Linked DNA regions of Mus musculus: region 1 is linked to region 2. The links are chromatin loops, found by intact Hi-C in ENCODE. Cell type or tissue: left cerebral cortex. All regions are shown on one strand.

What was found. Hi-C counts contacts between places; a loop is a spot of excess contacts. Peaks named below come from ENCODE experiments on the same cell type or tissue, not always from the same donor. Only the 100,000 strongest peaks of a DNase experiment are listed, where the experiment ranks them.
Region 1: it touches region 2 in a loop (2.2-fold over the local background); 3 of 42 quality-filtered maps call a loop at or near these places.

What each region holds. Positions count from the first base shown.
Region 1 is chr17:30,104,528-30,107,027 of GRCm38, forward strand. All of the region lies in intron 2 of Zfand3 (zinc finger, AN1-type domain 3), which reads left to right. Among named protein-coding and RNA genes, the nearest start is that of Zfand3, 100 kb to the left of the region's middle. In left cerebral cortex, a CTCF peak has its summit at 1,024 (motif pointing left); no DNase peak of the experiment used is centred here.
Region 2 is chr17:30,002,925-30,005,424 of GRCm38, forward strand. It overlaps Zfand3 (zinc finger, AN1-type domain 3), which reads left to right and starts at 2,115. Exons shown (of 6, transcript NM_001356265.1): 1 at 2,115-2,384. The coding sequence starts at 2,314. In left cerebral cortex, no CTCF peak of the experiment used is centred here; DNase peaks (open chromatin) are centred at 1,484, 1,708 and 2,079; H3K4me3 peaks cover 1,732 bases; H3K27ac peaks cover 1,794 bases.

The sequences.
Region 1 (2,500 bases), 100 kb after region 2:
TTTTGTTTTATGAATTAAAAATAATCTGAACATTATTTTCTTTTTCACAGTCAGTAAAACAATCATTTTTATATCAATAATCTTTTTCATGTCCATAAATATGTAATTAAAATGTAAGTAGATACTTGTTTTAGGGTTTTATTGATGTGAAGAGACACCATGACCAAGGCAACTCTAACAGGAAAACATTTAATTGGGGCTGCCTTATAGGTTCAGAAGTTCAGTCCATTATCTTCTTGGCAGGAACATGGCAGCATCCAGGCAGGCATGGTGCAGGAGGAGCTGAGAGTTCTACGTCTCAATCCACAGGCAGCAGAAGGAGACTGTGCGCCACACTAGGCACAGCTTGAGAATAGGAGACCTCAAAGCCTCCTCAGTGACGCACTTCCTCCAACAAGGCCACACCTCCTAATAGTGCTACTATTGGGCCAAGAATTCAATACATCCACTTATGGGGGCCATACCTATTCAAAGCACCACAGTACTGTAAATAATGGTTTGGGATTATGTGGAATAGACCTTCATGTCACTCTTGTTCAAAAGTAAATTTAACCAATTTTTCTCAGTTAAAAAAATACATAGTTGTATATCATAAGTCATTCCGATTTTTGGTGAAAGTATAAGATTTTAAAATGTGGAAGACAAGATCATAAAGTTTGACATTTGTGTCTAGCACTTGGAGGTACATTCTGTAGTAGTCCGCATCCAGCAGCCTTAACTTCCACCTGCACTGTATTTGGGCAGTGGAGCTTAGGGCTTGGTGTTGCTGCTTGCAGCCCAAGCATGCCCATCCCTATCGAAAGTTCATCTTTCAAGACTTGGATGGAAGAATTTGGTAAAACACTAAAACAGCCAGATTTAATATTCTGATATGCTTTTTGCTCCGAAGAAATCTCTCATTTTGTTTTAATAGTGATTTTTAATCTTTACATAATGAATTTTAGGATCCAAAAATCTTTAACCTGAAAGTTAAAGACCCTTGAAACAAAGTAAGGGGTGTGATGGATGCAAGAGACTTGGCCACCCTCTAGTGGCCATGGGGCCATATTCCACGTCACCTGTCACTGGGGAGGGAGATGAAGTTACTCTGTACTAGAGTCCAGACCCTAGAGTGGCAGGGATGGAGGCAGAGTGAGAGTCCTAGAATGTCTGCTTCTCTTACCTTGGTTGATGGTTATTTCACTTCTACTTTCGCAGATTTTAAAATTTTATTCAATTAAACTTTGTATTTCTTGAGACAGAAAAATAAGGTGCAAGCAAGCTCATATAGTGTTTGCCAGTATGTATTGGGCACTGTTAAACACATTACACATAATCCTTAAAGTATGGATTACATACTTTGGATTGCATGGACCTATGTGCATTACGTTCATCCAACCCCGCTGGTGTTTTCAGAGAGTAGTAGTTATTCTCTACATTTCTGTGGCCTGCCATTTTCCATGTATTAACACGCTTTTCCTCTGTCTGGCTCACTGACGCTCTTCTCCTTTAATGAATGTCTCAGACATAACCTTCTGGTGGACTGCTCATCGCCCAGTGAGCCTTAGTGTAAACGGATTCTGCGTTTCTATTTCAAACCTTCTTAAATACAGTACTTAATGCTCTCTACTATATAGTGTTGCCTCCTTCCTGCCTTTGCTGTTTCAGTGTTTACAGAAAGCATCTAAGCACTTTCTTGAAACAGTGTATTAGGAGCTCTGCCTGCCTCGGGGGCGGTTGTTTATCGTCTGGCTGATGTTATTTCTTTGTTTCTTTGACTTGTTCATATATTAACATGAATGACTTCGGTAGAAGAGCTTGGATATTTTTAAAATTGCATTGCTTAGTTGGCAAGTACCATACATTATTTGATTTAATCTTCTTTTTATCAATATAGTGACTAGACCAAGACTGACAATATGAACTTAACTTTGATGTCTGTAGGAATGTGGAGAAGTCCATCCTAATCCATTTAATATTACTTTGGTACCTTAGATGCTTAGTTAGCTGTATAGTTTCTGTTTTAAACGAAGCACCTATTAATTAAACACTTATGAAAACGTGCCTAGCCTCATTACTAATCACGGAAATGTGAGCTGAAACAGAACTTTGATAATGTCACACTGTTATATTGACAGAAGTTAAACTGTCTGGTAGTAGCAGAACTGAGTGGGCTCTGCTGCTAGGGTGAGAATTGATGAGTCCTCCCATGAGCAGTGTGATAGGGTTTGGTAAGGGAACACTGGTTTTGTTTGGCCTAGTGTTTCTAACTGCATACCTCAGAAATGCTCACACACATAAGACCAGTGTAAGAGTATTCATGGAAGTAGGACTTTTATTAATGAAAAAGTTGGGAATAAATGAACTCCATTTCAGAAACATGGCTGAAACGTATCTGAATGATGGGTATGTAATGTGTCATAGTTTAGAAACATGTAAAATCATGCTATTTGTGGCTGCCCATCCATGGATGCTTAATATAAGAGATAGGTATGAGCAGACATTAAAATGCAGGTCTTGA
Region 2 (2,500 bases):
TGCTGGGAAGCCTCTTTGTATGAACCATTCTTGTCTCTAGAGGGATTAGACATCTTGGGTATTCAAGAAATGCTTGCTGAATTAGTGGCAGGCAGACAGGTGAGTGGTTTGTTTGTTGGGCAACAAGTACACTCACACCCAGCTTTCCTTTGGGTTTTCTCTTCTACAGAAAAGACAATCATCAAGAAGCCAATACAGAGAGATGCGAGTGGGGCAGGGGACTTCATCTTCCTGTTAGATTTAAAGGCTGCCTCTTTTTATGTGGCAATTCCATGAGTTGGAGAGAAGATTTGAGGGTAGCATGAGAATGAGGAATGCTGTATATGTTTATTCATTCCTCCCCCCCCCCCCAGTCTTGGTATGTCTATGGAGTCCTGGCTATTTTGGAGCTCATGATGTAGAGCACGTTGTCCTCAAATTCACAAAAACCTGCCAGCCTCTGCCTCAGGATGGCTGTGACTAAAGGCACGTACCATTATGCCCACCCAGCTCCTATGCACTTTTGACAGTTGTTCTATTGAAGGCGCGTGAATGTTCACAAAATCAGAATTAAACACTGTGGCGTTAAAGTTTTGTGATCATTGTCTTCCCTCAGTTGTACTGTTGCAAGGATTCTAAACTCAGTGTAATTCCTGGTTTTTAGGTATTTAGAGGCCATGAGAATGGATGTCAGCGGAAACAAACTCAGAGAATGCCCAAACTGATATAAAGGAAAGGAAAAGTACTATTTGGTAATAAAGTTAGTCTAAGTAATATTCTCTGGGGCTGGGTTCCCTTGGAGTTGAGAGGGTACATGGTAGCCTTCCCGTAAGTTCTGGACTTTTAAGTTGGCTCCAAACCCCTTAAGGTCAGGTCACTTCTCCAAGAGTTCTGGTGGACGTTTCTTTTGTGTTCAAATTAGTGATCGCTAGTGGACTATTCTGGTCACCGCTGACTGGAGAACAGAAAGAATTTAGGACTGTGGTAAGGAATATTAAAGAATTCTTTCAACGGCTCAAGTTTGGCCACTTATTAATGTCCAGTAGGGATCAAGTTAAATCTTCTCCCCCAAACCAACCATATTTACCCCAGGGAGGTTTTCCAAATCAAGATAGTGGGAGTGGACCTGGGGTACTCCAACTGAGGACATCAGAGGGGTGAAACACTTGGGCAAGTTCCTTCTGCCCCACGACTTGCTATCTAGAGATGTTCCTGAAATTCATTTATGGCAGGACGGAGGCCACTTTTCCGGGGGAACTGTCTGAGTGGGTTGGGAGTAGGGGAAATGGGAAGCGAGATTCTCCGGCGGCTGGCAGTTTGGGGAGGAACGCTTCGCGGCACTCATCAGGGGCGCGAGAACAGTGGCCTTGAAGACCCAGACGGCCAGCGGTGAACGCAGGACACCTAGGCAACTTCCGGGTTTGGAAACGCTCCACCCAGCTCTGGACAGACTACCAGGTCTCCAGGCGCATGCGCCGCCGCTCTGGGACCGACCCAAGTCACCCCAAACAACTAATTGGGCCCCCGGCCCGCTTGGGGCGTACCATTTGTCTCAGCTGGGGGGTGGAGGCAAAGCTCCCCCACAGGACTCTGAAACCCGCTCTCCTTCCTCAGCCAGGAGCGCAGGCTAGCTCTCGTAAAAGTCCTGGGAAGATGGAGGGCTGAGAGGCGGCTCGCACGAGGAACTCGGGAGGAGCACGCACCGCCCAGCCTCCGAGGCTCTGAACAAAGTGGCACGCCCGGATCCCAGCTGATCCGTCGGGCTCCGGCGGCGGCGGTGGCTCCCCCGGGCGAGACCATCGCGCCGCCTCGGGAGGGGTGTCCGCCTCGGGGAGGGGGCGGAGCGGCCATTGTCCGGTCAGCGCAGTCTACGGGGCGGGGGAGGGGATTACGGAGCGAGCGGGGGCCCGGGGCGTCACAGCCGGCCGCTGCGACTCCACTGCCGGCGGGGGCTACGGGTTCCTCCCCACCCAGCCCCGGACCCGCCAGCGCCGCCGCACGGGACAGCGCCGTGGCTGGGGGGCGGCGGAGAGAGCCGCCAAGGCCGCCAGATCTCCCCGGCTCGCACGGCCCAGCCCCTCCTCCGCAGCTCCCCTCCCTCTCCTCGCCGCGCCCCCCCCCTCCGCAGGCCGAGTGGTGCGGCCCGCCTCCAGCTGACCCGCCTGGAATCCCGGCTCGGAGCTCCGGACTCGCGCCCGCCTGCGCGCCCGCTCCCTCCCCCTCCCCCCGCCCCGCGCCCCCCGCCGCTGCCGCCGCCGCCTCCGCTTCCTCCGAGGGGGGCTCAGGCCCAGCCGCCGTCGCCTCCGAGCTCCGCCGCCGCCGCCGCCGAGCACCATGGGAGACGCCGGGAGCGAGCGCAGCAAAGCGCCCAGCCTGCCGCCTCGCTGTCCCTGCGGCTTCTGGGGGTAAGTGTGGGGGCAGGGGCGCGGGCTCGGGCCTCGGGGTGGCGGTGGGGACCCGAGGGAGGCCAGAGCCCCGGGAAGCTGGGCCGCGGAAGCCGGGCCTCGGGGGAGCGGGCGGG